Linked DNA regions of Mus musculus: region 1 is linked to region 2. Evidence: chromatin loops called from intact Hi-C (ENCODE). Cell type or tissue: heart. All regions are shown on one strand. Links, peaks and the distances in the headings refer to the core of each region. The heading gives the core; the rest is flanking DNA. Region 1 overlaps Iqschfp (Iqcj and Schip1 fusion protein). Region 2 overlaps Iqschfp (Iqcj and Schip1 fusion protein).

What was found. Peaks named below come from ENCODE experiments on the same cell type or tissue, not always from the same donor. Only the 100,000 strongest peaks of a DNase experiment are listed, where the experiment ranks them.
Region 1: it touches region 2 in a loop (5-fold over the local background); 1 of 42 quality-filtered maps calls a loop at or near these places.

The regions. Positions count from the first base shown.
Region 1 is chr3:68,538,437-68,548,112 of GRCm38, reverse strand. The region is part of intron 5 of Iqschfp (Iqcj and Schip1 fusion protein); the gene reads right to left. All of the region lies in intron 2 of Schip1 (schwannomin interacting protein 1), which reads right to left. It overlaps Gm22073 (a small nuclear RNA gene), which reads left to right and starts at 405; the gene lies at 405-593. In heart, for the core only: a CTCF peak has its summit at 4,743 (motif pointing right); DNase peaks (open chromatin) are centred at 2,092, 4,862 and 4,972; H3K4me3 peaks cover 547 bases; H3K27ac peaks cover 1,960 bases.
Region 2 is chr3:68,232,889-68,242,564 of GRCm38, reverse strand. All of the region lies in intron 4 of Iqschfp (Iqcj and Schip1 fusion protein), which reads right to left. The region is part of intron 1 of Schip1 (schwannomin interacting protein 1); the gene reads right to left. Among named protein-coding and RNA genes, the nearest start is that of Schip1, 170 kb to the right of the region's middle. In heart, for the core only: no CTCF peak of the experiment used is centred there; no DNase peak of the experiment used is centred there.

The DNA of each region.
Region 1 (9,676 bases), core at 1,164-9,163, 310 kb before region 2:
AAAAATAGGCTTCAAATATATCAGTAGGAAATTGACACGACAGTGACACTCTGGGAGGACATGCACACAGAAGTATTACCTAAGGGTGAAAGAAATGTCTTAAGTTTGGGTTCTAGGGTGTCTGGGTAGCCCTATACATTTACTGAAATCACTGACTTGTGCCACTAAAGCAGGCCAGTGGTGTGGCATGTAATTAGATCTCAGAAAACTGTTAAAAATTAGAGAGCTTATTTTGCTCACATAATGAGGGCCGGCATCCAAGGTGATAGGATGAGCCTCGAAAGGGACAGGATCTCTATCTGAGCCTCAGCTACGTTTTGTCTGTGCCTCTCGTCTGTGCTCCCGCCTTCACTCCTTTCCTAGCTACAAAAGAGAAGAAACTAGACATGAAGAAGACATCGGCCACTGCTTCTTGGCCTTCTGGATGAGACCAGCTAAAGTACCTGTTTTTACCAGATACCTGAGGCATTCTCTATCTGAGGACAATCGTTTAGGAGGATTTTTGGAGCAGGAAGGGAGAATAGGAGCTTGCTTGACCCACATGCCACACATAACTCTGGAATTATAGTACCTTGAAAAATATTATACCCCCTTAATAGAATTAAAACAAACAAACAAACAAACAAACAAACAAACAAACAAAGATACTGGCCAGCTAAGCCAGCCATGTTAATAGGTATCTCAGAGAAACAACAACCACTGGCCAAATTATGTCACATGACCATAAAGGATTTTATTTGTTTATTTGAGACAGAATCTCACTATGTAGCCTGAGCTGGCCTGGAACTCAGATGTGCCTGTCTCTGTCTCCTAAGTGCTGGGATTTTATTTAAGGTGTATGCCATCACACCTTGTGATTTTACTCTCTCTCTCTCTCTCTCTCTCTCTCTCTCTCTCTCTCTGTGTGTGTGTGTGTGTGTGTATATATATACTCAAAGAAGCCAGAAGAGGGCATCAGACCCCCTGAAGCTGGAGTTAGAGACAGTTGTGAGTCACCCAATGTGGGTGCTATAAACCAAACTTGGGTCCTCTGCAAAATCAGTGCTCTTAATCACTACACCAGGGTTCTGCCCAGAGATAATCGACCCTTGGGTCTTGATCCCTTTGGGGTAATAGATCAGATATCCTGCATATCAGATGTTTATATTACAGTTCATTACAGTAGCAGAATTACAGTTATGAAGGAACTGCATTAAAGGGTCACAGCACTGGGAAGGTAGAGAGCCGCTGCTCTAGCCCCAGAAAGACTGTAGGAAATACAGTGCTATACTGCTGCTCCCAGTCAGCTAAGGTTCCATTAGCAAGAAAGAATGGACGAGCAGCTCAGGCTCAGGGTAGAAAAACAATTCTTTTTTTTCCATATATATTTTTATTAGGTATTTTCTTCATTTACATTTCAAATGCTATCCCAAAATTCCCCCATACCCTCCCCCCACCCACTCCCCTACCCACCCACTCCCACTTCTTGGCCCTGGTGTTCCCCTGTGAGGGATATACTGAGGCATATAAAGTTTGCAAGACCAAGGGGCCTCTCTTCCCAATGATGGCCAACTAGGCCATCTTCTGCTACATATGCAGCTAGAGACACGAGCTCTGGGGATACTTGATGTCAGTCTAAACACAAACCCGGCCAGCACTGTTCACACTGGATAGTGGTGTCTGGTCATGAAGCGACGACCCAGGGCGTGCTTATTGTTCACGGCTGCTAATTAAAACGAAAACTAAACAAATCCTCTGCGGAAACAGAAGGGTTCTAAAGAAGCTGTCTGTTCATTGAACAAATGTTCACTGTTCTTCATAATTTTAGCTCCAAGACAAAAACCTGAAGGCTGGGACAGTTGGTACAATGGAAAAACAGGATGCTCAAGTTAGAAATGGCTGCGTTTTGAAACTTGGTAGTGTCCTGAAGTAGCTATGCCTTGGGCAAAGGTCAGTGTAGCTCAGCCTCAGTTTCTTCATCTTTACAAAGGGAGGCCGACGGTTGCCTCCCGGGTGAGGGGAGGCCTTCACAGACAAGGTGTCAAGACTGGCCCTGGGGCTTGGCCCACATTCCTCGGGACAGAGAGGCACAGCTGCCACACACAGCCAGGAAGGGTGAGGACTCACTGCTTTTCTTGCCAAAATCAAACAGCTTTCCTGCCACTGTTCCCCACATTTCCCAGGCTGATTACGCTTCTCCAGGGAACTCCTAATTAGAGATCATCCACTCAACATAGATACAAACACACACTAATTTGGAGGAGGGGGAGGAAAAAAAACCCAATCTACAAAAAACAAAACAAAACAAAAAGCCAACCCCCCAGGCAAACAAGCAAACAAACAAAACCCCAAAAAAACCGACAACAACAAACCAGGAAAACGATAAAGACAGAAGCATACAAAGAACAACATTCTAAAAATCCTTTTTAAAAACCCCTCATATTGTTGTAATCTTCCTGGTGGTTGGTTCTTCCACAGAACCATAGACAGCACTTAGAAAAGCATGCTAACCTCTCCACGTACTGGGACACAGGACAAATGCAGATGCAAACTCAGATCATCCATAGAAGGCAGAGGGAGGGGACAGGGAGAAATGGCATCGGGGCAGGGGGAGATGAATACAAATATGAGCCTATAATGAGATATAGTCAGGGCTGGTAAGACAGCTCAGCAGGTAAAGGGGCTTGCTGCCAAGAGTGATGACCTGAGTTCCATCCCCAAGATCCACTAGTAGAAAGAAAGCTGAACCCCAAAGCCTGTGCAGTGCGCTCTCTCTCTCCTCCCTCTTTCCCTCCATCCCTCCCTCCCTGCACACACACACACACACACACACACACAGAGTCCACAACTTTTAAATGCTCTGCAAGTGTCTTGGCTTTTTACAGCTCCCACTTAGCATTGACTGAATACAGTCCCAGTTCCCATGTCTGCAAGAAATCTATGTGTCACAAAGATGAACTCCAAGGTTGTCCATGGAAAGGCAGAACAAATACCTAATGTCTACCATCTACATCAAAGGCTTCATAGTGGCAAACTCACTTGGTGTGTCTAATCTAGTGACAGGCACAAGACATGCTGACGTCTGCTCGGCTGTTCCAGTCACTGCACACAGCCATAGCTTAGCTTCCTCCCAGGGCCTCACTTAGCCACTGAGGCTGCAGCTCATCTGTGGGCGCTCTCCTCCACTGTGGGAAGAGGCAGCAAGGGCTGGACGAGGCCATCCCAGCAGTGGATGCATTGGCCGCTGGGCAGCGAGCGGTGTGACACTTGGTTAGCAGCAACAGTGGCTCTGCTTGCTAAAACCAACCAGCTGGCAAACACCTGCCTGTTTTCCAGAACATTCCTCAGTTCCCAGATTGAGAGATTCTATCTGTCCTTCAGTGCCCTCCAAAGATCATAGCTGTTCATTTCTAACCCCTGCTTTGTGCAGAATTCCTCCTAGCTGGAGAGCTGCCTCATTTCACACGTGCCTTAGAAATTGGCTACAAGCAAAACAAATCAAAGACAGATTCTCTATTTTTTTTCCCCCTTGGGTGTCATCTTCTTGTCTCTGTCTTCCCCCTGCCCCCTACAACTCAAATCCGGGAAAGCAGGGGAAGTCTTGTGCCTCCAAGCACACAGGCCAGAGGAAGGCTGGAGGTAACACATCTTCACCAGCGGCTCAGGTCTGGCTCCCAGTGGCAGCACAAGCTGATACAGTGTAATAAAAACCCACACAGTGAGCCCACAGCACCAGTGTGGGCACACTGTAGCTAGCCCACAGCACCAAACAGCCACTCAGGTGTATCTTCTGGGATACTGGAATACTTTGTATACCATACAGTTTACAAACACAATTGACTGCTCACTTTATCACAGTGTCTTATTTATGTGTTTGCCTGCCTATCTATCAATCTACCTTTATTTATTTAATTACTTATTTTATTTTAAACCGTTTCCCTACAGTCAGGCTGGTGGGGAACTTGCTATATGCAGCCCAGCCGGGCTTCCTACTTGAGCTCCTCCTGCATCTGCCTCTTCAATGCTGGAATAATAGTGGTGGTCTTCATCTACCCAGGCACTATCCACTAAGAGTGTAGGTCTTCATCACATACCTACGCCCTACCTCCAAAAGGATATCCTGCGTCCTGGGAAGAGACCCACTTGGACATGATTAACAGAGATGACCAGATCTGGACCAGGTTTGCATAAAGTTCTTAGAGTAATGGTCAGGAAAGCCCCAGCATGTTTGCTTAGCCTTTTGTTTTTGAGATGGGGAAATCTCACTTTATACCCCAGGCTGGCCCTAAAACTCACCAGTAGTTCAGGCTGGCCTCAAAGTCACAGAAACCCCGCCTTAACCTGTTATGTGTTAGATTCACAGGTAGGAAGCCACCACATGGGAGTCTGTGTGCTGTGTTATTTTTTAAAAAAAATTAATTCATTTATTATATGTAAGTACGCTGTAGCTGTATTCAGACACTCAAGAAGAGGGTGTCAGATCTCCTTACGGATGGTTGTGAGCCATCATGTGGTTGCTGGGATTTGAACTCAGGACCTTCGGAAGAGCAGTCGGTGGTCTTACCTGCTGAACCATCTCACCATCCCCCCGGGTGCTGTGTCTTAAAGTGGATCAGAAGGCTTCTCATTAAACTCATGGTTTATTTGGCTCACAACCACCCTCTTCTGTGAATAGCATAGCTCTGGGGCTGCTTCTGTGAGGGAGGAGGTGGGAAGTGAGTCTTTAGATTTTACAGTCAATGCTTTATTGAAGACACTAGGGGTCAGCAGATTCCCAAAAGTTGTGAGTGAAACCAGGAGCCCTGGCACCTAGGGCGGGGCCCGGTGCTCAGGGCGTTGCTGGAGAGATGCCCACAGCAGCCCGAGTCTAATTACTATTGTAGCCCCTTCCATATACAGGCCCTCCTCTTAGCAGTAACTTTAACTTTCATTTGGGTGCCTGACGTCCTCCTGCAAAGCCTGGGTGCTCTGAGACGATGATCTGATGCTGGAGTTTGTGCTGCAGCCCAAGCTAATTTACATAATACCTCCCACAGCATAGCCCAGGCTGCCAGTTCAAAGAAATATGACCTTATTTGGGCAGTGAGAGCCAAGAGATAAAATGGGATGGAGGTGGGAATGAGGGTAGGGGCGGGGACTGAAGAGGTGGCTCAGCAGGCAACTAAAAACCAGCACTGGTCTTGTAAGGAGGACTATTCAGTTCTCAGTACTCACAAGCACCCATAAAGATTGGGGGAGGGGAAATCTAACAGCTTCTGGACCCCGCAGGACAGGCACCTGCATTCACACATTTGTATACACACATACAAACTTAAATAATTGAAATAAACTAGAAGATTGAATGGGGAGAGGCAAGGAAATTTGCTAAGGACAACTGATTCTTCTGACAGAGTTCCTGGAAGTCCCCCTACCCATCTTTTCTTCCAATTAGATAAGAAACTTACTCTGGAGTCATATGATCCATACTCTGGCAACAACCAGGTGTGGCAATGTGGGATAGCTATAAAATGAAGCTGACTGCAAGAAACACAGCAGGGGCTTTAATAAAAATGATACAGTTCTGAGAAAAATTCTATTAAGTAAAAGAAGAAAACACATTCTAAATCATGTGTGTGTGCAGGTATGAGTGTGTGCAGGGGTGTGTGTGTGTGTGTGTGTGTGTGTGTGTGTGTGTGCATCCCATGCTGGAAATAGAACCCAGAGCTTTGTGGAACGGCTTTCTTCCCTTGAGCTTCAGCCATATACCCAGAAGCGTTTTCTAAAGAACGTCCTAGCTGTTTAAAAGCCAAATCTCTTCTCTGTGAAGCCAGGTTGAATATGGATTTTTTTCATATTTGCATTTAGTGGCAACTTACATAACACACTGAGGGGACAAAGCGTTTCAAGTGGGAAAGCAACTGAGTTGTATGTTCAAAAGCTGCAAGTTTCATGCCAGACCAACCTGTACTGGGGGGACACCAAAACTCTGCAGGATGACTTAAAGGCCATGGACCCAGCTCCTGACTGGGGAGGAGGACGTTATATATACTCAAGGCTTCTCTCCTTTACAGTTGCTGTGCAGAACGTATCATTGCTGGTTCATCTTCCTTCCCATGTGCTCGTCAGTAGACGTGGTTTTTTTTTAAAGTGTTGATCAAAATTATATCCTCTTGTTTTACAAGAGCAGGGAGCTCCTGCCACTGTGCCTGGAAAGCCGAGAGGGTGGAGGACAGGCCTGCACTCCAGTTGTCTTCTGATGCCCATTGCTTATCAGCCCGAAGCAGTGTCAGGCCCTCAGAGCTCAAAGGCCTAGGCATTTCCTTCATGTGCAAAGACGGTTTGCTTTGGAACTCAGCAGAGAATCAGTAAGGGACCAAAGGGATCGATCGCTAACACAGCCAGCTCTCCACAGCACTGAAGATGGCATCTGTGGATCAACTGCAGATAAAAAACCATTTCTAAGAAGGATCGAGGGTAGGTGTGGTGGCCAAGAGCACTGGCTGCTCTTCCAGAGGACAGGGTACGGCTCCCAGTGCCCATACAGTGGCTTTCAGCTCTCCCTCACATCTTTTCTGACCGCCTTCTGCACCATGCCTGAACATAGTGCACAAATACAGTGAAAGCAAAGCACTCACACACATTAAATACATCTTTTTTTAAACAACAACAATGATGACGACATTTAGGCCTTCTAAGAAGGTTCCTGGGGACTCAAGGTGCTTACTGCCAATCCTGATGACCTAAAACCAATCTCCAGGATCCCCTTCATTCCTGCAAACTGTCCTCTGACCTCCACTCACGTGCTATAGCGCACACATGCAGACGTAAATCAATGTCATAACTTTAAAGCTGTGTCTGTGGTGAACATGTACAGATCTTAACCTTGTGATTATTCTCTAAAGAGCTTAGTGTAAAAACTTGCATCATGTTTGTTCCGTATTTGTTATTCTATGCAATCGACCAAGGGCTCATCATTTGGGGAGCTGTAGGTAATGGGCTGCGCATGTACACTACTTGGGAAATGAGCACTTGTGCATCTTGGTAACCATGGGGAGTCTTGGGATAGTCCCCAGAGGATACCAAGGGATGACATATGACTCCAGGGAACAGGCAAAACTGACGCCACCTCTCAACTTTCCTTAGTTTATTCCATTCTAAAGACCTCTTGAAGAGGTAGAGTTCCATCAACTCCGTTCAAATTGTGGCAATGCTCTTGGAGTTGGGTGACGTTCTCTCCATCTGTAAACAGGTGATGGATGAAACCTGTCCTTCAGGTGACTCTCAGGTGTATGTGTAACACAGGTAATGATTTTAGCATTCAAATAGTTGCCAGGACCCTAATCTCAATATTCCTTAGGAGGAAAGCATGCTGTGACCTACAAAACCAGAGAAGCAGTCAGATCTCCATGCGTTCTCACTGTCTGTATTTATTCCCACCTGTGACAAGATTCCCCAGGTATACCCTGATGAAAGCAGGTTGCAAGACCTTGCAAACCCATTACCCTCACACAGGGTCTGTTATCTCTGATTGGGAATCTTAGATAAGCCCGAAGATTCTGAGAGTAATTACAGGGTTAATGCATGTGATTCGGGGATGGTCCACTCCGGAGGGGAGACTTTAGGCACTCTCAAAGGAGCTACTAAACACTTAAAGTCATGGCCCCTCTTTGCTTTTCCTTTGCTGCAGCTTACATCTGTGTGTGATGATGATGCATGTGTGGAGGCTGGAAGACTCCAGGCACCATGCTCAAGAGCACTATGCACTTCCTTTGAGGCAAGTTCTCTTGTTGGCCTTCAACTCAACAATCAGGTTAGACTGGCTGACCAGTGAGTCCAGGATCCTTCTGCCTGTGACCCCAGAGCTGGGATGGTAAGACCAGTGCTCCCTGGCTTGGCACGTTCACATGGGTTCTGTGGATAAACTTCAAGTGTGTGCCAAGCAAGGAATTTATCACCACTCCCTGCTTTCCTTTTTACAAAAATACAGGTTTCTAAGGACTTCAGTCATTCACTCAAAATCAAGTGGCCAGAGGAGAAGTTTGGGATCCACATATGTTTCAGGATTCCTGTTCAAGGTAGCAGAAAACAGGGTATCCTGGAACAAGTGCAGTAATGGAAGCAATCTCTCCATGCTACCCGGCTAACCCTTTCCTCTCTCTAGCAAAATTATCAGTTTTCCACGTTTGTAAAGTGCCCCCTTTTCATTGTATTACATGATGACAGGTGCTTAAGCAGCCATCTTGGAGCATAAGCAGAAACCAGGAAATTGAGGATGGGCGGGAAGACAACTCGAAATCCACAGCTAACACTAAGGCAGAGAGACTTCAGCCCTCTTGAAGCTGTCTTAGGTAGCAGACCTCACACTTTTTCCATGTTCCTTGTGAAATAAAATCCTACCCCTGTGAAGCTTTGTCATTTGGAACATCAGTCTCTTGCAGTAACAATCTGAGACTGCCAAGCCTGTGTTTGTCCACTGTTTCTGTTTCCACAGTCATCTGAGGCATCAGGGACACATCAGCTGCTTTTAAGATGTTGAGTCACTTATAAATGGGGATCGAGGACGTCAGTCATCATACCGCTAAAATCCCACTCATAGCTTACAGAGTGAATTCCACCTACATACATTATATTAGAAAGGTTGCCTCTTGGATGTGGAGAGGAATTGGGACTTAAAAAAAAAAAAGCTGGGCATGAAACCTCCTTTTAAAAGTGAAAACTCATCTATTCAAGACCACTGCTTTTGCCTCCTGTACCTGGCAGCTTTCCTGGAACTAAGAAAATGTTTTCCAGCTGTAACAGGGCTACTTTCTTAAGTTTCTACTAAAGTTAAGTGATTTAGACTCTTATTTCCAGCCTCTTCAACTATAAAATAAAAGCTCACATTATATTTGCAAAAGAATATTAATAGATTAAATGAGCTAATGTATGCAGCCCTCCCAGTACTTAAAGGGTGTTTAGTAATGCACTGGTAAGTTTTATGTCAATTTGATATAAGGTAGAGTCCTTTAAGGAAACTGCAACTAAGAAAATGCTCCTTCCAGAATGACCTGTGGGAAAATCTGTGATACACACTCGTAACTAATAACTGGCGTGGGGTGGGAGGAGTACCAGCTCACGTGGGTGTTGCCACCCCTGGGCTGGTGGTCCTGACTCAAGTAAGAAAGCAGGCTGAGCAAGCCCTGAGGAGCAAGCATTAGTAAGCAGCTCTTCCGTGATCTCTGCATCACCTCCTGCCTCCAGGTTCCTGCCCCGCCTTCCCTTCATGGAAGTCTGTGATCAGCACAGGTCATCTGAAATAATCCTTTCTTCCCCTAGTTCCTCTTGGTCCTGGTGTTACATGACAGCAATAGAAACACTAACTAAGCCGAGAAACAATATTTATTTGTTTGTTCTTTTGGTTTTTAATTGGTACAAGTGAGAGACTACTTGTAAATTTGTAGAACTGCATTTTTATGCATGAGTTTTATAATCATAGTATCCCTAATTACTGAAGATTGGGTTTCTTCAATCAGAATTGTGACAACAGCAATAAAATGATTAATTGTAGCCATAAAATTTGTTAACATGTTGTGTGATTATCAGATATTAGGCACAGTGCCAAGTCCTTTATTTTCATTGTTACATTAAAATCTTGGGTTTGTTTTTTTTTTGTTGTTGTTATTTTTTTCTGTCCTCTAGAGATGTTTGGGGGGTGGGAATAAAAATGAGGAAATGCATA
Region 2 (9,676 bases), core at 833-8,832:
TGTTCTCTTTCAAACTCATACCTCATTATTTATTAACGGTTGTTACATGATTTTATGTTTGTATATACAAATGTATTCATAAATATAACCTGCTCAGACTGTATGATGCTACACATATGCATGTTTTCAGGGCTGACCACTGGTACTGCACAACCAGTTGTGCTCTTCCCTGAAGAAGACTGTTTCTTCTGCTCAGCACCCCGTAGTTGCCTGTAGATCTTTGTGGAGGGTTGATGTCTCATGATCTTTCCCCCACCCACTGCAGTCAGTATTTTTGATGCTGAGAACACACATTCTGTCTAGGGTGAGATGGCTCTCAGAGAAGCTCTAATTTGGATTTCCCCAAAGGCTAAGCATGTTGAATATCATTTCAAATATGTTTTCTTCATGTCTGTTTTTCCTTTGAGAGTTGTTTAATCAATTCAAAAGCTCCTATATTGACTGGATGACATTATTTGATATTTAACTTTTGAAGTTTCTACAAAAGATTTTAGATATTAATCCCCTTTCTTCTTATTTTTTTCCATTCTGTAGGCTGACTGTTTCCTTTGTTGGGCAGTAGCTTTTCAATTTTATGAAACATAATTTGTCAGTTCTTGGGATTGTTCACTGCACTGTCCCTTTCTAAAGTCCCTTGTCTAGCCTTATATCTTGAAGCATTTGTCCATGCGTTCCTTTAGAGCTTCCAGTCTTACCTTAAGGTCTTCATCCCATTTTTGAAGTGTTGTTTTTAATTTGTACTAAAGGGTAAGGAACTAGTTTTAGTCTTCTACATACAGATTCCCAGCATAATTTAAGAGTAGATGTCCTGATATGTTTAACATTGTTCTTTCTGCTTAAGTTTGATTCGACTATTTGAGGTATTTTGTGCTTCTACATACATTTTACAATTATTTTTTATCTAATTCTGTCATTGAAATTCTGATGGGAATTATTTTGAATCTAAAGATCACATTTGGTAATACAGTAATTCTCATAATATCAATTCTGACAATCTATGAGCAATGGAGGTTTTCCCATATTAAGCATTTAAGGTTTCAGTATCTGTTAATTGCACTCTTTGCAAATACACTGCATGAAGCCCAGAGTGAGGCATCCTTACTTTAGAGGAGAAGATGGGATTTTCATCTCCTTATTTTGATGTTGCACTGTATGTACAAGTATCCTTGGTAGTGTATTTATAAGCATGACTGAATAAATCCAATGTTGATTTTTATGCAATGATGTATTAGCATGAAATGTTGGATCTTTTATATCTGACTGACATTAAAGGTATCTGTAAGCACATGCATATTCAGACTTCTCACTTAGAATGTCATGAGCTCACAATGACAAAGGGAGTCAATAATAACACAAGAGGGGTAGAAGGAACATTGTAATATTTGTCAAGATTTGACTATTAGTGCCACATTTTAAATCAAAATGTGAAAGAACATATTATAATAGTATTGTATAATTAAAATAAAAATTAGTTAGGACCTTTTTTAATAATTTAATCAGAATGTGAAATGAGTCAGTATTATAGCTCACATTCTATCACTGCGTACAGAGAAGCAAGAGCAATTAAAACATTACATTAGCTCAACATTTATGAATTTGGGAAATAAGCATGTACTAAAAAAAGGACCCTAGAGAAAAATATAGTGTACAAATTATCTTTTTATTCAACATGTGCTCTATTATTTTGGGAACTCCAGAATCAGGGACAAAATTCTCACAGCTAGGCTAATTACTTTAATAAGGCCTGCATTATTTAAAAATAAATCTAAGTGGATGTTAGAGCTGGATCTGGTAACAAATATTTATCCTCTCTATGGGCTTTCTCCCCGTGGCATTGAACAGTTGGTTCCTGATCTCTACTTTGGCGGTGCCAATTGGCTCTTAAGATTCTTGCCAAGTGCACAAGGTAGAATGCCCATTCTCCGCAAGGAGCTGTGGCCTTTCTGTGACCCTTTTCCCCAGATGTCTGTTTTCCTCATAGTCATGAGACTGCCCCATGTCCTGAGAGAGCATCAGTCTCTTCTGCTGTGCCTTCAAAGCCATGCCTCATCTTTCTTATCTTCAGCCAACGCTCATTAACATCTGCACCGTGCCCAGCATCATACCAGACCCATGGATGCAGGAAGCATGCCTGTTACTAGGAATACTTCAACAGAGTGGAGTTTCCTAGAGCTAACTTGATAAACTTATTAATGATCAAATATTGTGGTAGATAAAATGTCATTTCTCACATACAATAGATGGGCTCCATAGTGTAACAAGACCTTTAAAAAGTAAGTAATATAGAGAGTGGATCAAAGTCAGCACAGAACAGTTTTTATTTGTCTTTGTGGTGAGGGGTATATTCATGTCTCGCAATCAAGAAGCCAGTTTTCTTAGGTGGCCTTAATTCACATACACTTGGTTATGGACATTACTCATTTTTATAAATCTTCAGGCTCAGTTGTGGTTTTTACATTTGTTTTATCTTTATTTCACAGACAGGGACTTTCCAGATAACCCTACAATTTGAATAGGATTTGCATTTGAGTCAAGTGCGAGTCTTCACCTCAGAGGAAGAGACAGCAACAGGGAAATATTGGGCTGTTGACAGCTGCATTGTCTGTACTATTCCTTGTCTAGAAGGCAGCAAAGTGTACTGGCAAGCCCTTAAAGGGTCCAGAGTAACATGGGGACTATTCATAAACTACCTTGTGGAGACAGATCTTCACCATGGGCAAGAGGCTAGGGAAGTGTTGTCTGGATAATAGATACATGGGCAACTGTCAGCCCCAAACACAGTGTGAGTAAACTCAACCAAACAAAAACTACCCAAAATGAAACAATAACCACAGAGGTGAACTGTCTCTCAATTTTAGAGTTTTTAGACTTCCCATTGAAAGTTGTCTCCTGAAGCTGCCAAAGAGACATTTTTGGATTATTGTCACTACTGTACCCTGTGGGCAGTATAACATTCCTGCTTCTCCCCCCCCTCCCCCTTCCCTTCCCCTCTCCCTCTCCTTTTCATCCTCTCTCTCTTCCCCTCCCCACTCTCTCCCCCCTCTCCCTCCCTGCCTCACTCTCCTTTTCACTCATCTCCTCTCCCTGCCTTCCTCCCCCTCTGTCCATCTCTCATATAAAGGAATCCTATTTTTAAATTTTTATTTAATGTGCATTGGTGTTTTGCCTGCCTGAATGCCTGTATGAGGGTGTGAGATCCTTGGGAAGTGGAGTCACAGAGCATTGTGAAATGCTGTGTGGGTACTGGGTATTGAACCAGGGTCCTCTGTAAGAGCAGCTGATGTTCTAAACTGCTGAGCCATCTCTCCAGCCCTCTTCCTTGTTAAATCACTGTTTTCTTTGATAAAAAAAAAGTATGTCTACATTTCCTCCAGACTCTTGGGCTACTAGGTGGTTATATTATCTAAATCTGGCTTATGAGATGCCAATAGGAACAAAAACCTACCTTCCTCCTTTCTTTCTTCCTTTGTGGTCTATATTTGTACAGAATCCATGAAAACAAAAGCTACACACTGAGGAAAATAGCAAGTAGATAGGAAAAGCCTATGGCATCCATGATGGTGCCACAGAGGAGCTGATCAAGCTCCAGCTGTCCTTCCCTGTGCCGTTATGTGACACAAGTAACCCCCTGTATGTAGATTCCTGATACTAGTTATGAGAAGCAGATACTCAACAGGACCACTTTTCTGAAGAGATGCCTTTTTTTGGCACTAGAAGATATTCCTAAGACTTCAAAAGTTGTGAGATCTAAAAGCTGGGAGTTGGGGATACAGCATTAGTTCAGTGGTTGGAGCATTTGCTCTTACAGAGGACTTCAGTTTCATTCCTAGTACTCACATGGTGGTTCACAACCGTCTGTAGCTCCAGTTCCAGAGGATCTGACACCGTATTCCATCCTCTGAAGGCACCAGGCATAGAAGTGGTATACATGCATACAAGCAGGTAAAACATTCAGTGTTGTTTGTTTGTTTGTTTGTGTTTGGTTTCTTAAGCTGGGCATGATAACACTTGTCTGAAATTGTAAAATTTGGGAGATAAAGAAAGGGGGATCAGGAATTCAAGACCAGCCTTGGCCACATAAGAAATTTGAGGCTGAGCCTTAACACCATGAAACTCTATTTCAACAAAATAATTAAAAAAAAAAAGTCCTGGGATATGAAAGCAAATATTTCTAGAAGAACAGAGAGGGCACAAACTCCTTGACATTGGTTTTGGCAATAATTTATTTTTGGATATGACCTCAAAGTACAGGTTTTTTTTTTTTTTTTGAAAAAGGTAAAATGGTATCAGTGGGAGTGACAGCAAATGAAAACACTTCAGCACAGATAAGAAGCAACAGACGACAGAGCTGAGAAGGTAAACTGCCACGAAGAAGAACTTGCTTGCTAATGTGTTTGGTGAGAGATTATCTCCAAAATATGTAAGAAACTCTGTAGTTAAAGAAGTGACAACCAGAATGTAAAGGTGGGCAAAGAATTTGAAGAGATGTTTTCTCAAACAAGATACAAACTGGCCAATAGGAGTCTAAAGCACTGCTTAGCATCAGTAACCACAGCTGGCAAAACTACAAGGTCAGATCACCTCTCTCCCCTGTCGGTGACCTTTACAAAAGTCAGAGGTTCTGGTGAGGAAGTGAAGGGAAGAGGAACCTTGTCTTTTGTGGTAGGGAATGTAAATTACAGTGGCTATTGTGGAAAGAAATTTAGAGATTATTCCCCAATAAAATTACAAGTATGCTATAAATTATAGCATGGTCCTCTAATCCTACTTCTGTCTATTTATTGAAAAGAAATGATATCAGTGTCTCAGAGAGACATTAGCAGTATCATACTGATTTAAACACAGCTCACGACAGGTATGGTGGTCGGGAAAGCCCAAGTGTCCATCAAGAGGGGATGGCAAAAAATTGTTATTTATAGAAACACACACTACTACTTTATTCAGTCTCCAGGAATAAGAAAACTCTACCATCTTCAATAATATGAACTGACCTGAAAAACATCATGTTATAGTCATGTATTTGGTAATTTTCATCGAAGGTGGAATCTAAAAAACCAAACTCAGAGAAGCAGAGAGTAGAACAGTAGCCCTCAGGGATGGAGGCCGGGCAATGGGGAGATACTGGTGAAAATATACAGTTTCAATTATGAGCATGAAAATCTTCTAGGGATCTATTACATAGCATCACACATTTGAAATTTGCTAATAGAGTGTATCATGAGTGCCCTTGCCACACACTAATGGTGGGTATATGAAGAGATAAATGTGTTAATTTGACTAATTGTAGTAAGTTCACTGCATACTTAAACATCATACCATGAAAACATGAAACAAGTCTTTGTAGTCATGAAACTTTCGCTTCCTAAGCCCATGGTGTATTCACTTGACATCCCTGGAGATAATAACTGGTAAAGGTTTATGCAAGCTACAAATGGGCATTGTGAGATACAGGTTCTTGGGTCTTTGCCTGAAGGAACAGAATTAGTAGTGAGGACTTCAGCAGCTAATACACACGAAGTGTTCTTTGATGGCCAATTGTTTCTGAAAACAATATGTCTGCCACTTATCAACGTCCCTCAAGAACGTTATACATATGGACTTTAAGTTCTTGTAACACACTGCTGGGGAGACATTGTGTGGTAGGTCTTAGACATAAGGACACAGAAAAAGAGCCACTTGCTCATGATCATAAAGAGAAGAGAAGAGAACTGAGATTCAGACTATATATTTGATGCCAAAGTCCATACCCTTTCAGCCACAAGTATGTTCTTCTTCTCAATAGGGTCACGGGTACCTGTATTTCTTATGGAACCTGGGTAAGTACTAAGGGATGTTTTAACAGCCCTCTTCCTCACAATTTAAGTTCTAAATAAGTGGCTTTCTAACAACATGCAGCATCCCAGAACTTCCCAGAATGCCTTCTCCCAAATGGTCTGCTATAGGTGGCTGGTCCTATGTGTGCTTTCATGTATTCTAGAGCCCAAGAAATGGAACCACTTAAAAGTAGCAATTACTAAATCTGTAAGTGAAGTAGGTGGTCAGGGCACCAGGTTCCCAAGTCTGGCCCTTTGTTCCATGTCCTTTAGCCTCTAAAAGCCACCTTGAGATCCTGCCAGGCAATACTAGCTGTTCAGGACTAAGAGGGAGTAGAGGAAAATGGATTTCCTGAAACCATCATGGAACTGAACATTGAATTTGAGAACTCTGCTTTTATTTGACCAAGAAAAAAAAAAAGCTGGGCATAGTCCTCAAGGTCAGACAGAGAAGGCAATGCTTAGTCTCCAAGGAGAGTGCCGAGATGACTGCTCATGGCCAGGAGGTAAAATGCCCACTTGCTCTTTAAAAACAAAAGGAAGAGGAGTAGGCAACACGCTGAAAAACTAAATGTTATCATCCCTAATATCACAGCTTGGGAATTAATGAGCTGGAGGAATGGAAAGAGACGCTTTGCCGGGGCTCAGGCAGACAACTGATGGGATTCTGTGCTAACACATTGTAGAGCTTTGTAATTGTTTCTCTGAATGGTCAATCGTTTTAATTCATAGGCAGTGCGTGATTTTAATCAGCAGGGTAACTGTTTTTCAGGTTCCTTTGCTTTTCTCATGGAAAGTGCAAAATGAGCGCTATTTAAGTTAAGTCTTTCATTGAATTTTTAGTAAATACCTATATTAAATATAGGTACAAAAGCTGGATTTTAAAATTCTATCAGCGATGTGTAGAGGAGATTATCCTGTATCTCACACGGACCCTCCCATTTAGTCCTGGCTTTAAAAAATGCTTTGATATTAACTGGCTGTCTCCACCTGGGTCCCTGAGATTCTTTTGTGTGCTTAGCAGGCTGATCTGGCTTACCAGCACCATGGCATACCTGACCTATGATTCTCAGTTAATCAGAATAGCATATGACTACAGGTGTTCACTTTCATTAAAATAGAACTGACTTACTCTGGTCCTAACCACTGTCAGCGTGTGCGTGCGTGTGTGTGTGTGTGTGTGTGTGTGTGTGTGTGTGTGTGTGTGTGTGTGTGTGTATGTGTGTGTACGCCCATGACAGAGCTCATGTGTGGGGCTCAGAGAACAACGTTTGGGTTAAGTTCTTCACTTTCACCCTCTCTGTGACACGGTCCCTTTTGTTTCTATCAGTGTACTCCGTACTGCAGGTTAGCTGGTCAGCTAGTTCTGGGCAGTTCTGGCTCGACTTCTCATCTTGCTGCAGGCAGGCTGAGATTAGATATGTGCCCCACTGCATCCAGCTTCCCACCACCATTTTTAAGCATGAGAGGACGATGTTTGTCTTTAGCCTGTATTAGTTTCTGTTGTACATTATAAGTGCAACAAACCTTTCCCTTGTTTACAGATGAAGTGGCTTGTGCACTTGGGTAGGAGGACTGAAAAAACTTTGAGACCATCATGGGTTAGCCTGGGCTTCAGGACGAGACTCAGTCTCAGAATCCCACTAACCATAAAAAAGTCCCATATTTGTTATTTTATTCTGTTGGATGTTTACAATATTATAGATTCAGTGAAAACATCTTTTTTCTTTTATAAATTCATTGGACAGCAAAGAGACTCTACATTTGGACTTTCTGGCCTCTGCTTACCATGTCACAATAAGACCGTGCTCTTATCCTTGAAAATACTAGTCACTGTTGATCAAACTGTCATAGTATGACAGAATATTACACACTCATGAATACATACATATTTACATGTTTTATGCCCATGACTTTAAACTTGTCATTGAGCAGAAAGTAAACACGAAATGTTAAAATGCTATTAATTTAATCACCAATTTTGTAAATTCCAATTCAGTATGCCTTCATGTAGTGATGTGTAAGAGGCTGACAGTAACTCACATTTCTGGAGCCTTTGGCTGTATTTGGGGTCCCGATGGTCCTATCTAGGACTGAGATTGATGCAAGCATCTCCTCCTGTTGTTTCAGCACTTGGCTTAATAGCACACAGGAGCATCTGGGCAACAAGGAACTGCGATTTCCCACAGAGACAAAGTGTGATTGATAATCCATTTATATCATGGGACAGATGAGCTTGATCGTCCCTTAGAATGGTTCTGCTTTTCTCACTACTTGCTGCAGATTAAATGTATTATACCTCAGCCAACAATCCTTTGCTTTTATGCTGAAAATTACCAAGCAGCATCTTTGACAGAGAAGGGAAAAATAGCAAGAGCCATTCATGAAAGTGCTTCCCAAATTTCAATTCATTTAGGAAAAAAATTCCCAGAAACAGCTGTTTGGTTAATGGCTAGTGAAGACAGTGGGAGTCATGTCGGTGGTACCCAAACTGTAGCCAAACTAATTGTGTGAGAGGCTGACTTGAAGATAGGTTGAATATATGGTTTACATTTTGTAGAGAGATGACATTCATTTTAAGAGTTCTCGCTTATTTCCTTTTAAATTGAAGCAAGGTAGTCCCGACTCTACCTCTCTATCGGCTGCCTCTCCCATGTCACCTTTCCTATTCTCTCACCATCCTATCCCATTACCTGGCTTTTTGCTCATCTGTCACTCAACAGAAAGACACCACTCACTGTTGGGCACTAGAAAGACTGCCACTGTCACATCTGCTTCAGGGTGGAGCTTCAAGGGTCCAAGAGGCCGTCTGGTCTCAGCTTGATCCCAAGAATCATTGCCTAGATTAAACCTTGTTTCGCATTTTGGAGATAGGCTATAGAGTGGAATTTTGATGGCTTTTGTGTCTTTTCTTACTCCTCAGTCACTAATGTGTATGTGTAGGAGAAAAGCAAACTGAAAATAATATCTATTTCTATTCCCATTTAAGAAATACATATTTATGTAAAAGAGTTAATAAGAGAGTCATTTGCCATAATTTTCACAGTGCTTTATAATTAGTACCTGCAGGTCAGGATGCTCAACAAGATGATTAAATTCATGAACTGTGTTCAGTGGGTCCCCCTTGACTCCTCCTTCATCTCAGAGAATCTTTCAGCTTCAGTGACTTGTGTTTAGAAGACCGCTTCTCTTGCAGCCTCAGAATTTAACTTCTTGTACTTCATGATCAATCTTTCCTTTTAAGAGTATGGATTTTTTTTAGAGAGATGATTAGTCATATGGATAGGTATATGCTTTTATCTAAGCAGGCAACAGAGACAATGGCTTTGTGAAGTGCGGTGAGTGTCAAGAAGGATAACGCCATGTGTGCTTAACTTCTAGTCTCCAACATACTTTTTTCAGGGATGCTGTGGGAAAAGCATCAGGTTTTCATCTGGCTAATGCGAAGTATCATGTCCAATGCCTTACATCAGGAATACAGTCAGCTTTCTGAGCTTACAGGGACCCTCCCCACCCCACTATACCTATGTGCATATATATATATCCTGGACCAAAACCATTCCCTTTTAGCTTGCTCATTGTCATTTGGCTCTTTTACCAGCCACCATCCCCAAGCTGTCCCCTCCTCTGTCTTTCTGACTTTCTGAAATTCTTTAGAAGGACCACTGAGTATACACTTTGTGTTCTCTTATTCAGGTTGGGTGAGAATTTTATTCATGATAGAGTTAAACCATTGATGTTAAATATACTAATTACTGTTTCCTCAAATCACATCAGGCAACAAAATGCTTATTAAAAGCAAAAACATGGATTACATTATACTTTTTCTTGCCAGCTTGCTGGGCTGGGCTGCAGAATCGAAC